Linked DNA regions of Homo sapiens: region 2 is linked to region 1. A link is a loop called in an ENCODE intact Hi-C map of the cell type or tissue named here. Cell type or tissue: A673. All regions are shown on one strand. Links, peaks and the distances in the headings refer to the core of each region. The heading gives the core; the rest is flanking DNA.

Evidence for each region. Peaks named below come from ENCODE experiments on the same cell type or tissue, not always from the same donor. Only the 100,000 strongest peaks of a DNase experiment are listed, where the experiment ranks them.
Region 2: it touches region 1 in a loop (7-fold over the local background); 1 of 110 quality-filtered maps calls a loop at or near these places.

Annotation. Positions count from the first base shown.
Region 1 is chr5:167,890,481-167,902,434 of GRCh38, reverse strand. All of the region lies in intron 5 of TENM2 (teneurin transmembrane protein 2), which reads right to left. Among named protein-coding and RNA genes, the nearest start is that of TENM2-AS3, 57 kb to the left of the region's middle. In A673, for the core only: a CTCF peak has its summit at 5,894; DNase peaks (open chromatin) are centred at 5,944, 6,674, 7,294 and 7,864; H3K27ac peaks cover 4,898 bases.
Region 2 is chr5:167,767,144-167,779,097 of GRCh38, reverse strand. The region is part of intron 4 of TENM2 (teneurin transmembrane protein 2); the gene reads right to left. Among named protein-coding and RNA genes, the nearest start is that of TENM2-AS4, 110 kb to the right of the region's middle. In A673, for the core only: no CTCF peak of the experiment used is centred there; a DNase peak (open chromatin) is centred at 4,987; H3K27ac peaks cover 3,531 bases.

The sequences.
Region 1 (11,954 bases), core at 3,354-8,353:
GAAGAGTAAGGTAATTAAAACGACAAGGCAACCAACTGCACCAATGACAGAAGCAGAGTTCTTTTCTCCAGCCAGCCTTCCAGATTCCAACCCCAGTCCACACCTTGAGAAGACAGTTTCCAAATCCTTTATAACAGTTGTCGAGCACTTTTTACACTTTGCTTTGAGTGTTTAGATTTACTGAGGGTGAAAGTCTGGTATCTTTCATACTCACTGCAGCTTCTTGGGACAGAGGGTACATGCCCATGCACCCCACCCCACTCCCCACTCCACTCTCATGCACAAACACCCAGAACCTGCTCCTAAAAATCTGTTGCATGTTGGCAGAATTCCACTTAGCCTAACCCAAGATGGCCTCAAGAAATGGAAGGGGATTTGCTCCTCAAAATGAGCCTGCATAAAATGTGCAAAGGATAGGACGATTACTTAGGATATGGGAAAACAGACTCGCTCATACACCGTTGCTTTCTATGCTAATATCACATTTTGTTGGCAACATATAAAGTTATAAAAAGATTAATTGCCTGCGATCTTATATTTCTACCTCTACAATTTTATTATAAGGAAATAAGTATAGATATGCAAATAAATTCTTATATAAAGAGGATCTATTTAGTATTTTACATAACAAAAAATTGAAGCAACAAAAATGCCTGTCAAAAGGGGGTAGATTTTTAAAAATTGCGATGTGCCAGCATGATGGAAGAACATTAATACGGTGCTCTAGCATAATATTTAAAAACATACTATAATATCAATAACTATTATTTACCAAGCAATTATGACTGTACCAGGTGTGGTGCTAGGCCCATTCAATGCACTAATTTATTCCTTCTCACAATAATGTTATGAGATGTTATGAGTATTGCTCCTACTTGACAGATTAAGAACTGCTAGTTAAGTGTTGGAGTCTGGTTTCCAATCCAGGCAGACTGACTTCAGAACCCAAACTCTAGACCACAGTGTCACTGCGTGCTGGTTCATGGTGCTGTATGTTTCCATATGATAGAAGTGTCCTTAGGTAATAGCTCAGCCTGGTATTTGAAAACTGTAAAAATATGTAATGATCTAGAATTAGGTAATACCTATTATATAATTCTATACCACAAATCATAAATATGATTTTTTTCATCCTTACATCAACATTTATTGAGTATCTACCATGTGCTAGGAACCGTGGTAGGTGCTAACAATTCAGTCAGGACCTATTAAGATAAACTGAAAAAGCGTGTGAGAAAGAGAAAGAAAGAGAAAGAGAAAAGGAAGTTATATATCAAAAGGGTAACAGTGATCATCTCTGGGTGTTCAATTTTGGGTGGTTTTCATTGTCTTCTTAAATTGCACATGCATATTCCAATTATTCTGTCGTGTTCTTAGAATGTAGGAAAAAACATATCTAATTCATGTTATTAATGAAAAAAAATTCAAGGAATTAAAAGGCACACATATTCCAAAAAAGACATCTCAGGCCTTTTTTACATTCCTGTCCCCCACCCCGCAGGACTCCTCAGGAGTACATCCAGTCCTGTCAATCTCCCACAGAAAAGTCCCCCAGGTGGTCACTGCTGTCTCCTCTCAAGGCCTCAATCCCACCTCACCCCCCCACCCCAATCACTCCAGTCTTCCTGCTTCCTGAGCCTTCAATCAAGACAGGACACGCCAGGCTGACTGAAGGCTTGACCTATTTCAGACAGTCTTTCTCTGCCACGGTCATAACTAGGTGGTTATTAACCAACGCAGTGATTAACAAGAAAATTAGCCGTTTGAAAACAAGGCCAATCCTCCAGTCCTTCCACTTCAAAAACTAATCTGCATCAGCCTCATCTATCCAGGCTCATTTTCGATGAATTCTCACAGCCAACTTTCACTTCCAAACATGAGAAATGATGTTTTAAAAACCTTGGGCTTATAAATCATTACCCCCACTCCCAACTTTTATTTGGATCATCAGAGCAGCCCTAATGGGAACACATATACAAACAGAGAGGTCCTCATGCCAAGCCTGGAAAAGTTTCTTCTCTTGCCTGCTGGGAATATCATTTAACCTCTCAGTACCGTAATTTCCACCTTCATGATACACAGATAATAATTCCTCCCCCACATAACTGACGGTGGTTTCATGTATGGAAAGTGCTTTGATAATTTTTTTTTTAATTGCAAGAGAAGTCCCAATGCTGTTTCATAGCTCACCAGCTTCTCTCATCTAAGGGCTTCCTAATGCACCAAAGGGAAAACGTTTGCCTCAGTGCAATGTTTCCGGAGAAAGATATCATTCCTTTCCTTTCCAAAACCCCCCCCCCCTTTTTTTTTTTTTTTTTTTTTTAGTGGGTTGAGGGCACAGACAGAAAGATACTGTAAGAAACGGCATGAGATCTAAGCATTTCAGGTGTGAAATGAATTTTTCCTGGCATCATCCAGAATGTGCTCTGAGCTGCCACACTAACTAACTGAGGTTAGGGTAGAATAAAAGCCTTAAATTGAGAACGTCTTTGCGTGAGTGGATTTAAACAAGACCTTTCAAATTAATTTAACATACTTGCTTTTATTTCTCTTTGTTCAGATGTCAACTTTTTGTAAGAGTCGGATGCCGTTCTTTCGCTCCATCCTAATGGGCACTTGGTCATGTGCCCAGCAACATTCACTCCAGAAAGGGAATCTGCTTCCTGTGCAATAGAACTCTGTCTGGAACAACCAGGGAGATGTTTTCATCCACATGGACAGAGATTTCCGGCACCTACTGGTTTTCCCACCCACACTGAGTGTTGCCCTCTAAATGAGTCACTCTGGTTTCCACAGAGAGGTCAGGTGTCTCTCGGGAGCTGGACTTCCTGAATTCACTCCACCACGTTTTATCTGTGTAACCTTGTGCAGGGTACCTAAAATCTCTGTTACCTCATCTGCAAAATGGGGATACCTAATACTTGGAGAGTTGTTGTTGAATTAACGCAAGGCACTTGGCCAGGAGCGTGGCACACGATAAATCCATTGTGAACACCAATTATTATTATTATTGTTATTATTACTATGCTATCATGATGACTTTGCAAGCTTTCTTCTTGCCTGAAATATCTCACCCTCCTTGCCTGTCTTTGGCGTTTGGTATTGCTGGCAATTGACCTTTCCTGCACCCATCCCCCAACCTACTCTTTCTTTAGCTTTGATAATGCGACATTAACGTGACTCTTCTCCTAACTCTTGCCCCTTTTGCTTTCTTCTTCTCTTTCTATTTTTTCCCCTGCACATGCAGGCATTATTGGAGGTTCGGTCCTCTTTCTCCTCTTTTCTCTTTTCAGCAAATGCTCTTCTTTCAGTAATGGAATTCTTGTCACAGGCTTTAAAAATGCAAAATCTCTCTCAGTGTTTCTCATTGTCTCTTCTTCCCCCTCCCTTCATTCCTCTCTATCTTCTCTTCCCTTCCATTCTTTTCTTCCCTCTTGCCTCTCTTCCCTGAAATCCAGACCCAAAGTTTCAGCTGTCTGTTGGATATGACCATCGAGCCAATCCACGCCTTTTCAGATTCAAATTTATTTCCCATCCCCCGCTCAAACGAAGATCTCCTTCCCTCCCAATCCCCATTCTTGCTTTTCCTAAGAAGGGCTCATCACACTAGCCATGCTCAAGAACTCAAAGCTATCTTTGACTCCTCCTTCTCATTTCCCTCCACATTCATCCAGCCTATGGCTCTCTACCTTCTTTCCTGATGAAGTCCCTGGCAACTCCTATACCCAGTGACTTAGCCTTAGGCAAGGTTCTCCTTAATGCTGAGAGCCTGGTTTAGGTCTTGCAGTAATCAACTAAATATCTGTACATCTCCAGTCTCTCTCCCCCAGCTCCTCTTACACTTGCTTCCATATGAACTCTTTCTCAAGAGCATCTGGGCAGCTTTTAAACACTGTGGTGTCCAGGCTGCTGCCTGGCCCTATTACATCAGAGTTTCTGGGTTGGCATCCCGGCATTTACATTGTTTCAAACTCCTGAGGTGATTCCAGTGACTGGCCTAGGCTGCCAATTTAAGCTTAAAGGGATAGCTAAGCAAGTCCAAGCTACTAGATCAGTGCTTCTCAGACGTTAGCATATATTAGACTCATTGGAAAGCTGGTTAAACCACAGCTTTATGGGCCCCACCCCTAGAATTTCCAATTCCCTAGGTCCAGGGAAAGGAGAGAGGTAGAGTGCTGAGGACTTGCATTTCTAACTAGTTTCCAGGAGCTGGTGATGTTGTTTGTCTGTGAGGACCAAAATTTGAGAACCATAGCAGTAAATTATTCTCTCTATTGGCAACATCCAAAGGTGGTTTATGGAGAGGAAAACCACATTTCATTAGGTTTGAGTAAACTAAGGAGTCCTAAGCAATGCTATAGCAAAGGGCTCTTCAATGACAAACCCAGATCAGCAGGAGGTAGGGGGAAGTCATGTCTTCTGTGTGCAAATCTCTTGCCTCTCCAATCACTTTGCCCACCACGAAGGGGCTGGAGTTCATGCTGCTTCCAATGTTTAAGGTAGTACCCGGTGCCCAGCAGATGCAAAAAAAAAAAAAAAAAAAACAATTTACTACGGATTACCCAACTGAAATTCCCAGGCTCATAAACTTAGTTCTCTGTTTCGTTCTCTCCATACCATCCTACCTATATCTACCTACTTAGCTATCAATCTATATATCTATATATCTGTATATCTTTCTTCTAAAATAAGGACCCTTTGACAAACCTGAGGCAGCCCTCACAAATGAGGCAAAGACTGTGGGTGCCAATGAGACTATGGCTGGAATATCCCATTACTGGGAAAAATGCGGTTTCTCTTCCTTCATTTCATTTAGATTTTAAAGGTAATTGTGACCTGGCAGGCAGATAAGTCTGTATTCAACATCTCCTGACAGGGATCATTGTAAATAGCATCCTTTATTCTCCAGGGTGTATAGCAAGAAAGGAAGATGATGAATACAAGCTGGAATGGGGTTTATAAATCTTTTTAAGACCTGATTTTTTCCTACTTTTTCTAAGCATCTGTGTTACAACCAGCTCTTTAGCTAATATTGTTTTTGTGCCAAAAAGAAAAGTTTACCAGGGCTGTCTTGATTGTGAGCACTTTATAATTACAAGAGAAGGACAAGTCTCTGAATTCTGAGCAGGAGGGAAAAAAAAAAGGTACCAGTTCAGCTAATGGCACAAATGAGACTTAAGAGCCAAATGAAAGAGTAGAAATAGTGCGGGTCCTCATTGCTTGCTAAATTGGAGGAAAAATCCTACAAAGCTAAACTAAACCAGCTCATCAGTCAGCCCTTACTCATATTCTAAAAGTGTGGATTAATCAGGAAGCGAGGGGAGAATGGAACAGGGCTTCTGCCTCCCATTCTTTGATGCGTGATAGAATGATGAGCCTCACATTATAAGCCTTTCTGCCATCGTAGACCAACCGAGTTAAGCTCATTTCGGGTGGTTATAAAGATTCATGCAGCAATTATTTAGAGGCTTGCACATGCACTCTTTAATCAGGCTGGGGAAACGCACATGCTAGCTATTTTCTGGACGTTTTAGCAACGAGGAAAAAGCAAGCGTGATTCTAAAGGCAATTCCTCTCTAACAGCTTTCGGAGTTTCCACTTCCCAGCTTCTATCCTGGCACTCTTTGAGGTGACTAAGAGAACCATCTGTAAAAATATCCATAAAGGTATTGCGAGGTTGATAATGGCACCTGCTTTGCTTCCCATCTTTGACTCTTTTACCAGAGTTATCATAAATGGAGTGACCTTTCCCTCTTTGCTGTTCCAGGACTTCTTCCTATGTCTCCGTGCTTTTTAATAAGGGCACATTTCCACCTTTGTATTGGATTTTAGATTGTAAATGTTTTATTTCTCTTCCTAGAGGACAGATTCAGTGTTTCAATCCTCTTTGTACCGCCCTCATCAGCCAGTAGGGTTGCAAAGTTATTTATGAAAGGAATGCATGCCTGAAGAATGGTTGGAAGCCACATGTCTCAACCATGAGTTCTCTTAAACATTGCTCTGACTTTTGTGTATAATCCACGGAAGGCAGACAAGGGCCTTCACAGCCAGATTCCAGCCTCAATCCAGTCATTCCCCTCTGCTAACCTAAATCTGGACACATCTGTGTGCTAGTCTTTCCTTTAGCTATTCAAGCTTTCCCCAAAGGCCCCATGTTTTCTCGTCTCTCCAAGCCTTTGCACTTGCTGCTGGCATTTCCTAAAATCCTCCACCCCAGCTGACTACTGATCATGATTAGGATGCCAATCAGGTGCCATCTCTGTGGGAAGGCTTTCCCCAGTCCCAGCTCTAGCCCAGGTGGGGAGGGCCGCGATGTGCCATGCTGGCACTGGGTCGACATCTATCAGACTGCCTGACCTGCTGACTCACAACCATCTGTTTGCTTTTGTTCTTCTTAAAGCTTCATCCACCTCATGCTGCCATTAACTAGACTAAAGTACCCTTAAGGCCAAGTACCTGGTCTTAGTTATCTCAGATTTCCTGTATGTTGCATAACGTCTATAACAGTAGATGCTCAATAAACATTTGTGGAATTGAAATGAATTGTTGAGCTCCCTGTTATCTAGTTCTCTGCATTAACAAAGGCAGTATAAACTAATTGAAAAAGTCTTCAGCTTCTTAAGCTTCTAATAACATTATTGCAAAGATCATTAAACAGGAATCGCAGGGCTTTAAGTCAATGGTTCTCAAAATGTGGGCCCCAGGCCAGAGAAACAGGCATCACCTGGGAGCCTGCTAGAAATGCAAATTTTTGGATCCCAACTCAGACATAGTGAATTAAATAAATCTGGCATAGGGTCCAGGAGTTTGTATTTTATAAGCTTTGTATGTATTTGAGAGTGAGAACCTCTGTTTTAATTAATTAGAAGTAATATTTTGCGAAGTAGTACATAGCAGTGAGAAGATCAAAGCCATTGGAATCAAGCAGCAATGGTTCAAATCGTAGCTGCTGTGCTTGATTTGATGGTTACATGCATTTGGTCAAGTTAGCTAAACTCTGTGAGGCTCATTTCCTTCATTAATGAAAGGACGAGAACCAAAGCAAGTGACAAACTTAAAATGCCTAGTACAGTGCCTAGGGCACAGAAAATGCTCAGCAGATGGTGGTTCCTACTTTATTGTTTCCCAAAATGTATGCCATCAAAGATTAGTCTCAAAAGTACTCTGAGAAAGAAGAAGGAAGGAGAGGAGGAAGAGGAGAAGAGGAGGAGGGGGAGAGGAAGAGGAGGAGGGAGAGGAGGAGGAAAAATGCTCTCTGGTCAAATAACTTTGAGAAGTAAAGCCTCTATTCTAATAGAAAGTCTCAGTTCACATAAACATGTTAAAGGCCCTGAGAAGTTTTACGACTCTGTTTTTCTTAAGCTTTGTTTAATTCAGTCTTTTCTAAGTTTTCCGTCCTCCCTGCCTCCCTCCCTCCCTCCCTCCCTTCCTTCCTTCCTTCCCTCCTTCCTTCCTTCCTTCCTTCCTTCCTTCCTTCCTTCCTTCCTTCCTTCCTTCCTTCCTTCCTTCCTTCTTTCCAGGGTGAGTAGAAGAGGCAACCTCTTAGCTTCTAGTAAGTTACGAGAATAAAACAAAAGAAACATTTTCACCTTTGTTTTGAGTTTTTGGTTGTTTGCTTTTTAATTGGAGTTTGGGAAGAAGAAAAACCTCAGTAATTTTTAAGTTAAATATACAATAGTAACATTAAATATTTGCAAAATATGCACAATAATTTGTCAACCATCCAACAGATATTTATGGAGTGCATACTAAGTGCAGGGCACTGTTGGGTGTTGAGGATACTGAAAGGGAGGAGGGGAACAAATTTGGATGGGGCAGGGGTATCCAAGGAATGATATTTGAGTATAGTGAATGACCATACCAGCCATGGAAAGATAGGGGGAAAGATTCTGGGCAGATGGAACAGGAAGTACAAGGCTGTCAGAGGAAAGAGTTTGGATGTTTCCAAAGAATGCAAAGAAGTCTAGTCACAGAGTGGGGAGAGAAAAGGAGAATGGAAGGAGCTGAAGTTATGAATGTTAGCCTGTGGCCAAATCACATCACACTAGCCACAATAAACGATCTGGGTTTTATTCTAAGGGCAATGAAAAAACATTTTATTAAACGTGCTGGTTTGGCCTGATTGTTAGGTATGAGAACCTTGCCCTATACTCTGTATCTTCACTGGTAATACCCAGAAACTTCAAAGACCAAAAGAGGGAAGTATTTTTTCTCCATTCATCATCTATCCATCCATCCATCCATCCATCCATCATCTGTGATTTTTGATGTGCCAGGAATGGTGCTTACTGGGTAACAAAGATACAAAGATAAATAAGAAAGCTTCTGCCCTCAAGGAATTGATCGTCTATTAAACTTCTTGAACTGTGAAAGAGGTTTGGTAGATGCATAAATGATTATGCTGCCGCATTGGACTACCTTGCTATATTTTTCTAGGACTCATTATTCATAATGGGACTGTATCTTTGGATGGAAAAACGACTGCAGTATTTTTATTACTGACTACATAAAATGCATGATTTTACCGTATTCAAGAGCACGTTAGGCATAATTGCTTGGATCTTAAATTTGTATGAAGCGCAGGAACTAGGGTAATAAGAAATCAAGGCTGACACACCAAACTTAGTTCCTCTGTCACCCATAAGACCTAATCTTGCTTAAGGGTGCATCCCATACTTGAATGATTGTCCTACTATGTAGTTTTAAAAGCGTTTGGAAATTATCTCTTCTTTATTTCATTAAGCAACATTCTTTCTCCCTCTAACACGTTCTTGAAATGCCTCTTACTAAAAAAAAAAAAACAACAAAAAAACCTTTTTTGTTTGTTTCCTGTGGCAACGGAAAAAAAGAAAATACAAGAAAATACTAGCAACGAAGCATATGCCAAGGTAATTTAAGAGTTGTGATAAGCCAAAAGGAAAAGATAAACAGCCCCCAGAAACTCACAGAGTTAAAGAGGTTGTTCCTTTTTAAAGAAGTCTAATTGGACACAGCAGGGGTCTTGATACGTGCGCCTCGTTGTTTTATGAGAGGAATTTTCTACTACAATATAGGAAGTTAAAGTCTGCTCAACTTGTCTGACGCTGATTTGCTCACATCTGTCATCCAACCTTGAACTGGTCTGACCAATTTTGGAGGGAGTAAGACCATGGAAATATGCATATTTAAACCCAGAACATGAAGGATGTGAATTGTTTTTAATGGTCTACCAACTCTTTGGCCTGAATAGCTATGGAGTTACCATCCTGTCTGAAATTTCCCTTATTTATCACAGACAGGAATTTCTGAGCAGCCCAAACCCAGTTACTTACAGGAGGTGCCGATGAAGAATAAAAAGACCTCAGGACAAGAAGAAACCTAGCCAAAAGGTAATACTCTCCCTCCACATTGCCGCCAGCAAAATCTCAGAGTTAATGTCAGTCATAATGAGTTAATCAGGACAAAGGTTCTGAGTTCTGTGGGGAAGAGTGCTGATTCCACTGTTCATGTGGGATGTTATTGCTATTAATAAACAATCATGATAACTTGCATGTCCACTTCTCATTGTGCAATGGAGAGGTATTTTTTTCCACACATTATCTTGAAGTATAATTATCTCTGTGTTATAAATGGTGAAACTAAAACACAGAGAAGTTAATTAAAGAACTTGCCCAGGGTAACAATAGTCCAAATGGGGAAGGGAATAAGGCATAGACTTTGGAGCTCTTAAGAGAGGGTTTTTGCAGAACTATAATCGAGGCAAAATGAGGGCATGGGCTTCCAACTTTTCCCCAAGCCTACTAAGTACACACTTTTCAAGCTGCTTTGCTAAGCTTGACCTCTGAAACTTATGTGGTTTTGAAAATGGAAACACTCCTATCCCTAAGCAGCTGCACAGTGGATTCTGGATGGCATATGCCATGCCATTCTGTGTAAGCTCTCCCCTCATGATCTATGCTTTGCTATACACCTTGACAATGAAGAGTGCTACATTTTTGGTTCTCCACCCAAGAGAGGAAAACCACTCCTCTGCCTAGAGGCCCTGTTAAAGTTTGGTTGCATTGTAACATGGGAATGTTTCTTAGAAGACTGACCTAATTTGATTCAGGTTGTGCAAAACTTACTACTCTAGGCCTGCATATGAGTTGGGCACATATCTTCCATGTATTTATAAGGAACTGTATTTGACTTATAAGAACCTATGTGCTACAGATCATCCATTCTGGAAAATAATTTTTTCAAGTTTAATTTTCCTGGAATTAGAAGCTTTATGAATAATGTGTACGTTTAATGTAGCACTTCTCTTTTCTTCTCATGAAATGTTGTAATTCAGTCCATAATGTGCTTACAATGCTATATTACAATCAAGAATATGTTATATCACAAGCTCCTTTCAAGTACTTGCAGCATCTGACAACAGAATACAATAAAATATAAATAGAGTTTGCTTAGCATAGGAAATTTCACTTTGTAAAAGTTGGAATCTTTTCCAAAGCAAGCTACAACTCAATCAAGTCCAGGAAGTCTCTGGGTTATTCTGGAAAAGAGGATCTCATGCTGAGCCTGTGCTGCTGTGAGGAAGTGGGCAAGTCAAGGCCAGCAAGGTCTCAGAACTCATCAGTGTCAAACAGAATGCCAGAAGGAAGCCAAGGACCTGGCTCAGATGCGATGATAGATCTTCAGACCCAGGCAATGCCCAGCACCTGTGACATGGTGGACACATGATAGGTGTTTAATCAAAATATGCTGACAGTCCACAGCTTCTGAGTACCAACCTCAGAGCCAGAGGTGAGGTGATCTCCCATGCTGTATACTCCCGTGTCAAACATAAAAACAGTAACAAAAACTTGAGTTTGAATTCTGCTTGTAACTCCCTTAGCACTGATCTTAGTGGGTCAGCATAAGCCCCAGCTATGTAATAAGGATATTGGGTCCAGGATCCCTAAAACTCACCTGACCTTTTCATGGCCCACTTAAGCTTTCCTTCCTCCTAATTGTATGTACTTGTTAAGAAGTCCAGCTAGGAAAGCACTGAAATGAAGAGTAATTGTAATCAGGAGGCTGAGGCAGGAGAATCACTTCAACTGGGAAGGCTGAGGCTGCAGTGAGTGGAGGTTGCACCACTGCACTCCAGCCTGTGTGACAGAGGGAGACTCTGTCTCAAACAAAGAAACAAACAAAAAAGAGAGTAATTGTGCAAAGGAACCACAAAATTTGTCTATTAGCAGTTACAACTGTACTTGGTAAACAAATACATCATTGAGAGTAGAGGTTAGAGGTACCTATCTATCTATATATCTTCATGTAACACAAAATAAGTAAACAACCTATTTTTTTTAAATACATGTGAATAGGTAGACCAAGTCCTACAAAACATAGAGTACATTAAGAAAATTTAAAAAGACCTTGATAGTGGAAAGTTTGAGATCATTAGACTAAATATGGTCCACCAGTAAGTCACTTGAAATTTTTATCCCTCAAATGGATTATCTGTTAAGTAGAGATAATAATACCTTCTACATCTTCCTCACCAGATGGTTGTAGTGGGGATTTAAATAGGTAATACACATGATAGTGTTTCCTAAAAGTAAAGATGGTGTGCCAACATGGAGATGGAGATTATTGTTAATGACATTAGCAGTGGTAACATCATCATCATTATCATTATCATCATCATTGATGCCAACAAGCTAGATAACTGAGATTGAAGATACAAATGCTACAAAGGCCATGCAAATCTCATACATGAATAAATTAAAAGATCATGCCTGATCTCAAACGGGCAGTCTCTACTGGACTCTAGTGATTTGTGGCCATGACATAATGCAGGTAGGTATTACTAGGCATGTTATTATTTCAGGAAGGATAGAATTATGAATGTTTATGTACGTCTCTTGGTTTTTCAACATTGTCACCTAAATAAAGCATAATTTTAAAAATAATACCAAGCAGGACAAATCAAACTGGTTTGCAAG
Region 2 (11,954 bases), core at 2,399-7,398, 120 kb after region 1:
ACTTTATGTTTAGAATGAAAAGTTTCTTCCTTCCACCTCATTGCCATCATGATGTTCTGTACCACAATAAAGGACTCTAAAGAAACTCTGAACTCTGGGTGACAGCCTGATATGCGTTAATGCTGCTTACACCATTAGCCAAGGGCTAAGTAGAGAGCAAGTCAGATCAGACGTTGACAACTGGCAAGGTAAGATCTTACCATTATAGAAGGCATCCTGATGAAGTAAGATAGTTTTCAGATTGCTTCCCCAAACTAAATCTTGTGCAGTCACACACACACACATGACTTTCAAAGAAAGGCATCATAAGCCTATTCTACATTTTCACCCAGATTAAGTATCCCATTTTGTAGTTATCATTTTAATTCCTTTTGTAGGAAAAATTGTGCTATACTGCTAACAATGATAAATTTTGCTGTTGACTATATACTATTGTGCTTATTCCTAGGGAAAAAAACCCAAGTGTTTTCTTCGTGAGACTGTGGGAAATCATTCTTATAAGGATTAAAGGACTATATGAAATTCAATTTTCTATCCCCTCCCACTAACACTCTTGCTGAAACCCTATTTTCTCACAACCATATGACTCTAGCAGGTACCGAGTTACTCTCCAGTTACAGGTTTACAATCCCTGTGCATACCACTGTCAGATAATCTCCTTTAAGCCATGCTCTGTATTTGTCCTGTTCAACACTCTGTAATGGCTCAGTGCCCAACACACTAGACCTAAAATACTTTTGTTGCTGTCAAGAAAGGTCTTCATATTAGTTCCTACCCTACTTGGCCAAACTTTTTCTTCTTTCAGAACACTTCTCCTCCACATAAATGGCTCTTGTTGGTTTCAGCAGAATCCATGCATCCATGATGTGGATTCATATCTCAGGGTTTTCTTTCCTCCCACCTCTTCAAATCTTCTTTAGCTCACCAAGCTTTCTCTTTTTACTGTAGCCTACAAGGAGACTACCTTGATGGATCCCTTGCAGCAGGGGCCAGCACATTTTTTCTATAAAAGGCTAGATAGCAAATATTTTACCCTTTGCAGTCCATGTGGTGCAACTACTCAACTCTGTCCACTGTGGCAGCAAGGAAGCAGCCAGGACCAGCCAAGAAATGAATGGCAGGGCTATGTTCCAAGAAAACATTATTTACAAAAACAGGCAACTGGTGGTTAGATGGCTCATGGACTATAATTTTCCAACCCCTATCCCACAGAATTCGGACAAGCACACACATGCTGTTACTTAATAATTTACTTACTTGCATTTTTTTTTCTGTGAATGACATGAAGAGCTAAGCTTTGGCTCACTGTTTAGAAATTAAGCCCCTTTTCTGACATAAGAAAAATAATACTAAACAAGACCTAGCTAACATATAAGCACTTAACATATCACATGCTCTTCTAAGATTTTTATGTGCTTTATTTGATCTTCACAACAACCCTGGCTGTTAGGCACTGTTACTGTTATCTCTATTTTGCAGTTATACAAACGGGGACACTATAGAGAATTTCAAGGGAACTTTCTCAAAATCACACATGTAAAACGTGCCAGGGCTGAGATTCAAGGCCAGGGAACCCAAATACAAAGAGAGCATTGCTAACAAATATGTCGTACCACCTCCCAAACACTGATTGGATCAAATAGCACAGTGCTAGGCACATTACATCTTTTATTTCTAATACTTATTTATTAAAAAATAAATTAATTAAATGAATAATTTGCTTTTGAAAGTATACTTATTCATTGTATGAATTTAAATAATATAGGAAAAGAGAAAAAGAATACAAATCCATCATAATTTCCCCTTCCAGAGATAAGCACTATCAACATTGAGATTCCATTCTTTCCATCACTGTCTTCTCTCTCCTTTGCTAATATACACACCCAAAGCTGCCTCAGTGGACTTTCATTTGGTTGACTTAGATTAGCTCACACTCTCTGTCTCCTCTGTAAAACATATAAACATATGCATAGCATGCAGCTTGTAGGCCAGTCTTTAATAACCCTCCCCCTTCTACTCCTGTAAATTGTGTTTATTCTCAAACTTATTTATGCCAGTTTTGTTTTAATCTAATTTCACAATTCAGTTAAATATAGCATGAACTCATAAAATAGTGTAAAAACAAAGTGTTTTCTTAAGTTCAGTCTTTTGAAAAACATTCAATGCATGCAAATTGCTACAAACAATGCTGTCAAATTAGGTATGGATACAACTGGAAAAAAATGATGGGGAACATGTAAACATCTAGAAGGAGTCAGGATTCAGACTTCTTTGTAAGCCTTTTAATTTCTTGCTCTATTTTAAAGAACCGAAATAGAAAATCATAGATGCTGCCTAATGGGAGTGGTTTATGCAAGAAAGAAACAATCCCACACTCAAAGAGAAAGGTTGGCCCTGCCCCTTAAGATCAGTGTAGCATAAGGTTAATGAAAAATATATATATATATATATATATAGATACATATATATGGTTTTTTTTTTTTTTTTTTTTTTTTTTTTTTTTTCAGACAGGGTCTCATCTGCTGCCCAAGCTGGAGTGCAGTGGTGCGACCATGGCTAACTGCAGCCTTGACCTCCCAGGCCCAAGCAATCTTCCCACTTCAGACCCCAAGTAGCTGGGACTACAGGCATACGCCACCACGCTCAGCTAATTTTTGTATTTTTGTAGAGATGGGGTCTCGCCTTGCTGCCCAGGCTGGTCTCGAACTCCTGGACTCAAGCAATCCACCTGCCTTGGCCTCCCAAAGCGCTGGGATTACAGGCATGAGCCACCATGCCTGGCCTATTTTTCTATATTTAAGTTAAAACATTTGATATATATAGTCTGAATTTTATGACTCCTTGCTTTACTTTTTTAGTCCAACCATCACTTGATTTAGTCATATAGGATAAGAATGCTTCTCTTCTGTGTGTGTGTGTGTGTGTGTGTGTGTGTGGATTTTTTTTTCCTTTCACAGGACCACAATCATAATTCATATATTATTTTGTAAGCTTCTTTCACTTAACAATATATTTAGGAATTCTTTTTAATGCCATTAAATATTCTTCACAAATATTTATTCCTCCAAATTATTTTAATTGTAGATGTCATATTTAACCAACCCTCTTTGTTTTACATTTAGAATTTCCCATCTCTGCTCTTGAAAATGGTTCAAAATAATATTTATTTACTCAATAAACAGTCACTGAGCACCTATGTAGCTGCCAGTCACCATGATACAATTAACATTCATTTAAACATAATTTTGCACACTGTTTCTCTGGATAAATTCCTAGAAATAAACCTGCTGGGTCTAAGGTAACAGAATTTTAAACTACATCTGACTACACTGCATTGTATTCACTTGTATATGCCTGTTTCTCTCCCAGTCTCTGAGAATAGGGACCATGTCTTGTTTATTTTTTTTTTAATCCGAGAACACTGAACACAGAATGTGCCCAGAGTAGGTACTCAGAAAATGTTTATTGAATCTTGAATAATGAACAGTCCTTGACTGAAGTACTTATTTACTAGAATTACAGATTTTTTTCCTAAACACTTCTAGTAAAGTCAATTAAAAATTATAACTGGTGTTTGTCACAGAAGGCAGAATAAGAGTCAACACCCAAAAGTGAGTCCTGCTTTTGTCAGGAAGCTGAGGGCCCCAGTTAAACCTAGTTCTGCATTACCAGCAGTTTGGAGACTTATTTATCTGTACAAAATCTCATGATATTTTTTTCCAACTGTGATGGGAAATTCTTAAGAGAGAAATTCCATCCGACAAGGGCCACACAACCTGGTTTCCTCCTGCTTACTGGTTTCAAGGTGGTCTTGTAAGACCTCACACCCTGGCCAGGCACAGTGGCTCATGCCTGTAATCCCAGCACTTTGGGAGGCCGAGGCGGGCAGATCACCTGAGGTTGGGAGTTCCAGACCAGCCTGGCCAACATGGAGAAACCCCGTCTCTACTAAAAATACAAAATTAGCTGGGTGTGGTGGTGCACGCCTGTAATCCAGCAACTTGAGAGGCTGAGTCAGGAGAACTGCTTGAACTCGGGAGGTGGAGGTTGCGGTGAGCCGAGATTGCGCCATTGCACTCCAGCCTGGGCAACAAGAGTGAAACTCCATCTCAAAAACAATAAAAATAAAAAAAAATCTCACACCCAAATAAGCCCCAGTGCATACCTTGGACAACTTGCAAATTGGGCAACACTCACTGTCTTAACAGATGCACTGGGGGGAAACTATCATGGACATAGACAGTTTTAAGGATATGTTTTGAGAATTATTTCAGAGAAACCCATGGGCATGGGGACTCAGGCTTGCTGCTGACAGTCCTCGAAATTCCTACTCATCCACCATTATGCACAGAATCCACTGGTATGGCATTTCTGAGACTTTTGTCATCCCCTCTTGACCTAGTGATTGGATATTACCTATAGTTTCTTCTCATTAACTTGGAATTCTCAAATTCCATTTAATAAACCATCTTAGGCAACCCAGGGGTATCCATGTATGAATTAAATGGATGTTCATCTATTAGATATTTGTGTACCTTTTCTAGAGCTGACTATAAGAAAGACTCTCCCTAATGTAGCTGTTGAGATGATACATGGTGAGATGAAAAGGATAGTCCGATTAGCACCTGGGTCAATGCATCCACGTCTAGGTCTAAAGAAGACCATGGAGTAAGGGTAGGTGGCCAGATCCTTGGACTAATTTGGCAATGCAAGTAAACTCTAAGGGGTGTTAACTGTGATCTTGAGCATTGTCAGATAGATAGGCATACATCATATTTTATCTCAAGAAGCTGCCTTCAGGATATTTCATCCACCTGAATTAACTCCACCTGAGAATTAATTTTCCTTCCTTCCTTCCTTCCTTCCTTCCTTCCTTCCTTCCTCCCTCCCTCCCTTCCTCCTTCCCTCCCTCCCTTCTTTCCTTCCTTCCTTCCTCCCTCCCTCCCTCCCTCCCTTTTATTATTGAGATGACAATTGTTTCTGGTTGGCAGCTGGAGCAGCTCTTTCTTGCAGCAATGTAAGAACCAAGCTTTTGCTGTTGGCATGTGGGTCACCTGCATCTTCTAGGCATGCCCTTATATTAGTTAATTTGTTAGCTTGCTTGAATCACAGTCGAGAACCCTTCAGCTTTGGTTTGCAGCAATAAATTCAACTGACAGCTGAAATTTGGAACGCTCACTTAATATTGATTCTGAATGTAATAACAAGCGACATGACCTTTTGCATGGTGTAAAATATGGCCGCCACAACATCTGTGCCACAGTTCTTGCTGTTTAGTAATATGCTGTAACAGCATGGAGCTGGCATTAAAGCTAAGCTTTATTATCAAGCAGATCACTCCATCTCTCTGGCTTCATTTAAAAAAAAAATGCTTTCAGCTTCTGGAGCCGAAATCTTGTCTAATACTCCTTGCCATTTTCAGGACCTAATTTACCCTGCAATAAGAGAGAGAATGATATCTGATGACCAAATAGCAGGACAGGAAAGAACAACAAGGGTAAGAAAGGCCACCCAACACCCCAAATTCCAAGAGACTTGAAAATGACACAATTATCCATGACAGTGGCAGGGACACTAAGAATTCTCAATTGTAACCTCAGAAAATATCTATGAAGTTGATGTCATTTGGTGATTCCTACAAGATAGGAAAATATATTTTCTTTTCTCAGCCACCTCCCACCCCATAACAAAAACGATGATTACCAGTGGTACTTGCCCTAATGCCTGAGCATCATTCTAATTTAGCATCGCCCTAGGAAATACTAAACTAATTTTGCTAGGATGGATACAGGGATGTTTGCATCTGATTTACTCTCACTGTTTTTCTTTGAAGTCTTGATATCTTTAAAACATTCTCCAAGTAGGCAGAACATCAATTTGTGCACTTTAAAAAATCCAATTTAAGCAGGTTAAAAATTGTCAAAATAGTCTAACCATATTTCTCAAACAGAATTTTCAACCATGGAGCACACACACACACAAATGCTAAACTTGAAAGCATTCTATCATTTCAATATATTCCATGGCTCAGATTGGCTCTTGCTTGGTGAGCAGTGAGAATTTAAATCTCTTTATCACAAGAGACAGATCTTGAGTCTGAAACAATATAGCATCTTTTTTCACTGCTCTGATATTTTGACTCTGTTTGGTTGAGCCATTTCTGGAGGGTACAAGTACAAAGTTTTAAATCCTATTTCTCTGGAGGAAAGAAAAGAATTAAATCATATTTAGGAAGTCTCCTTCCGTGTAAAATATACTTCCAAAATAAAAGACCTGTCAGTAGTTTCAAGGAGGTTAAACATATGGAAAACTGAGAATGGTTTTATTTGTTCTTCTGGTTAACAGAATACTGATTCTATTTAACATGCAAGCCTGGCTATTATAGGTGCTTAAACTTGGCATGGTGACAATCTATATGAAGCAAACTATTAATAGGGTGCTTTTTGTATTATAAACTGCAAAAAAAAAAAAGTGGGTCTGATACTTGGTAAGTGTTTTATTCAAAGAAAATGTCGGGCCTGGTATGTAATTGAAAACGTCAGACTTCAAAGTCCTAACATAAAATGAGAGAAGTTGGCCTGTACCCTTTCCCCAGGGAAACCTAGGAGAATGCCCACTGGGATAACTTCCACAATGAATAGAGAGCCATGCTGCCTAAAAAAGCTAATCAAGCCATAAGTGTGATGTCCTGACAGTGATACATTGGTCAGAGAAAAAAGCTCACCCAACTGACATGCTTTTAGGTAGATTTCCAAAACTGACCTGTAGCTTTCACCCATAATCTCTGCCACTTTTCTCCATTAAATTCCAGCAATTATTATAATATTTTTGATATATTATTTTCTCAAGTGGTATTCATCTTAGGAAAGTTCAGAAATACTGAAGACCACTCCTAAATTCCAGGGAACACATATTAATTTATAAAGACCAAGTTTACTATTCATGCAGAATCATGTGGGTAAAATGTGATTGGATTCTTTTATTGACAGCAGCCCACAACAGATGGCTGAAATGCCACTTTCATTTCAGGAAGAAAGGAAGCTTTCACAGAAGAAAAGGAAGCCTGGAGTTGCAAGGTAAGATCATCCTTAATTATAAGTCCCAGGTACTGTATGGCCACCATATTTATATAATTAGAAAGCGCATTTCAAACTAGGGCATTCAGATACGTAGTTCACCCTCAACAGCAAAACACACATGGCGCTAGGTTAGAGGGTCTGTGAAGGGGAGCTGGAACCAGCGAATCAAAAACATTTCAGCTTTAAGATGAGTTTTTGGCTCTGAGTTTAGAATGAATCAATCCTTAAACTTGGCAAGCAATAATTAATTCCAGCAGTGTATCACTCATCTGTGTAATGGCTGCCCCCTCAAATAGAGATCTTCTAAAACTCTCCCTGGTGAAATTAGCGAAGCCATCAGATGCAGCCATATGTTCAAAGCTCAGAGAGGATTGGTCATGAGACTGTTGCCTATGAATTGAGATGTTAACTGCCCAACAAAATTTTAGTAGCGTAGGATGAGAGCCATAGAATTGTTTCAATTGTTACCAAGAATGCAAAGGAGCAAACAAGCAAAAACAAAATAACAAACAAAACCCTACTCTTCTTCAAACATTTAAATCTACTATTTTTCCTTCCTTTTTGAATTGGTACTTGACTTGTTCTCTAAGATACTGGGGTAGCTTTGTTGCTAGCACCTACTGAGTCCAACGGAAAAGATAAAATGACTAGAAAAAAAGTGAACACACAGACAAGGTAAACAGGCATGAACTGGATTATTCCAACATCCTCTGCTGAGGTAGGATTCAAAACTAATCTGATTATATGAATATTAGGATCCACTAAGTATCTTTCTGCAGCAATTACCAAGCTTTTACACATAAAAGAGGGCATTTTCTTTAGTGCTGGGCTAATCTATCAAGTGTTTAGCTTCAGACTAAAAGTTGAGAGAGAGAGAGAGAGAGTGACCGATTGAAGTAGCCTTATAATGTAGTGATGTTGCTCTCTTTTTCTCTCTTCTCTCTCCCCTCTCCTTTCTTCTTTTATTCTCTTCTTTCTTCTCTTCATATTAAATCTCAGGTTATTTTTATTCCTTGAGTGCATTGAAACATTTTCTGATACACAATTTTTGCCTCCTTTAAATTCTAATTTTGGGCTTTACAACTTGGAACCTGCCAAGAAAGCTGTACTATCCTCTCTCAGCCATGGTCCTCCCCAGTGGGACCAACAGCCCTCAAACCCTCATTTTAAGCCCCCCTCTGAGTCTTAGAGACCCAGGATTCAGTGTACAGATAACCAAAGCTGTTCAGAAGTTTACTGTGTTGTATCCCGTTTACTCTTCCAGAAGTTAGATTTCTTTTTAATGAAAAGCAAACCAATGGCAGACTTACGTAACAGACCCTACAGGAAGACCACATTGACACTGGATAATAATGCTGTGAGTCAAAACTCCATAAAAATTTTAGGCATGCATCTTACAGACGAAGTGCAACGTGGTGGTTACAAGAGCAAGTTCTGGTTCAAATCCCACATCTGCCACTTCCTAAGTAAGGAATGAAGTTAGTTTACCACTTTTGCTTAAACATTGGAAAACGAATATCAGTAGTACCTATTATTGCACTAAGGTTGGTATAAAAAGTCAAGACAAAGCTCCTAACATTGCTTAGGTGGACTGGTTCTTATCGCTTCTCCAGAATCACTTTGGACCTTGCTTTCCTTGGCTGCAGCCATCCGTAACTTCTCCTTGTTCCCCACTTGTCTAACTTGCCACCTGTCTAACTTGCCATAGAGTCATGTATATCCTGCTTTCCTTGTCTGGAATACTCATTCTTAATCACTAAGCCTTTGCTGTTCTGCCCAATTGATTCCCACGACTACATCACTCCCTCTTCCAATCCTTTGAATGGATTCTCCATGAGGTAGGGGCTGTGCCTACCTTTGTTCATCATTCTTTCCACAGCCAGGACTGGAGAGCTTGACACATAGTAAGAACTCAACAAATATTAGTGCTATCCTGATGCAATGTGTTAGGTCCTTGGAGCACATGTTGGGAAAATAAACTTCTGGCAGATGGGATCACTAGACACTGGGAAGACAGAAAGTAGCTTTGAATTTCCCATGTGAACATTCTAGCCATACAATTGTGAATTTAGTGAACAACAAACTCTGTCTTTACTGGGGAAAAAAAAACTAGCAAACTTCAGGTTTAGACCCACACCAAGCTCTAATAATCCCACAGGCATCCTGGGTTCACTGGCCATTGTCTTGAAAGCCATCCCTCAATGGACACAATCCTTGTATTCATAGGCAATAGCCTGGGTATTACTATTCAAGTTTGATCATTTCTCTGCAAGTCCAGTGACTAAATACATATTTTAATTGAGCCCAGGAGTGTTGATTTGCAGACATAGTATAGAAAAAAAATCACAGGAAAAATGGGAAGTTGAAGGAGCCTTTTACCTTTGAATGGAATACGATACTTACAAAACACCAATAACAATTTTCTACTGGGGAAAAGCCTGCGGCAAGAATAACCAGTTTAGTTTTTAAGTGGCAACTGGACAGAAAAACAAGAAAACAAAACTGCCATAGTAAGCCAGGTAAGGTAGTTTAACTGGATAAAATCTAATGCAATTGGTTTTCTGTGATGTTAACATACAGAAATTATCATTAGCCAATGAAAAGGCCCCAGTGTCCAAAATGATGTTAAATGTTATCATGGTGACCAAAATGTAACTACATACATTCAATAAAAAATAAAATGACCAGAGTGAGTGAGGATGAAATGTTATCAGTTAAATGGCACAAAACTTACACTGACGAGGTTCACACATGCATGAACCACATTTCTAAGTGCTCCCCAAACAACCAGATTGTTATTGACAATCTGTGTGCAAAGCACCATAGTCATCACTATCATTTGCCTTCAATAAACTTGTCTAGATGAGCTGCCCCATGACAGAGATGTCAATAAAAACTAAACAGAGTATAAAAACTGAGAGCATTAAGAGGTGGATCATGAAAGTTACCTTTTTAAAAAGGAGATTCCATAGTTTTCAACATCAACTGAACAACTTTCTGTTGATTTAACTGTAAAGTAACACTATTTCAGATTTTTGATACCAAAAACAGAGCTGCTGTTTAGGAGATGTGGGGAAGAAAGTGACCATGAGCCGCACCCTCTAGAATCTTCCTCCTTCTTACCTATACATCCCGTCTCCCAAGTTACAGGGAACAGAGGCTGAGAACTTCTAATAACAGCTAACATTTATTGAGAACTTACTCTAAGATAGGCATTGTTGCAAGAGCTTTACATTTATTATCTTACTTAATCATCACAAGAATCTCATGAGAAAGGCATGGCTAATGTTCCCATTTTATAGAAGAGGGACACTGAGGCTCAGGGAACTTAAGTAAATAATCCCAGGTCACACAGTCAGTGGCTTTGTTGGTATATAAATTCAGGCAGTCTAACTTTAGAGCTTGGGATCCCCACCACCACTCTCTACCACTTCATAACCATTATGAGCTCCTGATGGTTGAGATAATCGTGGAAACATCCCAAATAAATAAAATAAAGCTTCTAAGGGCTTTGGAGGCTCCATAGGAAGCCCAAATGTGGCCCTTTCGTAGATCGTTAAGTCTTATATGGAGTGTTTGCACATAACAAACGTTTTCCTAATAATCTACATTATTTTTTTAAATTCCAAGGCACTAATGGGGGATGTCACTAAGTTTGGTGGATTTTCAATAGTTTAAAAATAAACCTTACCAACATTCTTAACCTTTCTAGTGGGCTTTCCCATTGCTTGTTTCTATAGCATGTAATCATCACATAAAGAACTATCTACTTATGTGGAAGCCAGAAAGGGAAAACAAAACCAATGGAAAACACAAACATAGGCATGTTTGTTGTTTCATATTGAGGGTTATTTAGCTTGGATAATAAATCATTACAATGAATGTCAACACAGCACAGGGGAACGGGAGTAGTTAGTTGCATATGCTAATGGAAGACGCGCATTACTAATAAGGGAGAGAATGAACAACTCTAGCCACATGCTAGTTATCACTGCAAATCTCAAGACAAGCCACGTTCACACTGAGCATATGACTGCTGTATGACAGTTCAGGCAAATATTCACATGTCAACAGCAATAGCTCCCATACTCCATCCAAGACTACTGAAGAGTTTAAAAATAAAGCTCTCCTTGTCATGCACCAAGACATCAAGCTTAAACACATCTGCCAGTCAAAGGGATTTTGCCAGTCTTTTACCCCCACAAGTGTGGTCTACAGACTTCAAGTATATCAGAGTTCAAAATACAAAGAACTGGAATGTTATCCACAAGTAAGTCCTGCAGCCTCTTCCTTTAAAATGTTTTAAATCCTGAGATTCTCTGCCTCTCTATTGCCACTAAGTGATCATAGTCTTAATAATAAACTACAGCAGTAGCCTCTTCTCTTTTCCCTATTATTCTTTTGCTTCCTTTCTATCTAGCATAAAATATAGTGGTTCTCTTTTATTGTGTTGAAGTATATGTAAGATTTATATTTCTAATCATATTTAGGTGTACAATTCAATGGCATTAAGTACATTCACACTGTTGGGCAGCCATCATCACCATCCATCTCCGGAGGTCTTTTGTCTTTTCAAACCAAAACTCCATACCCATTAAACAATAACCCTGCAGTCCATCATTTCTCTAGTACTTGGTAACCACCATTGTATCTTCTATGTCAATGAATCTGACTACTCTAAGATGTCTCATTTAAGTAGAATCATACAATATTTGCCATTTCATGTCTGGTTTTTTCAATTGGCATAATATCGTCAAGGTTCATCCATGTTGTAGTATGTGTCAGAATTCCCTTCCTTTTTAAGATTGAATAATATTTTGTGGTATGTGTATGCCACATTTGTGTATTCTGTCATCTGTTGACCAACACTTGGGT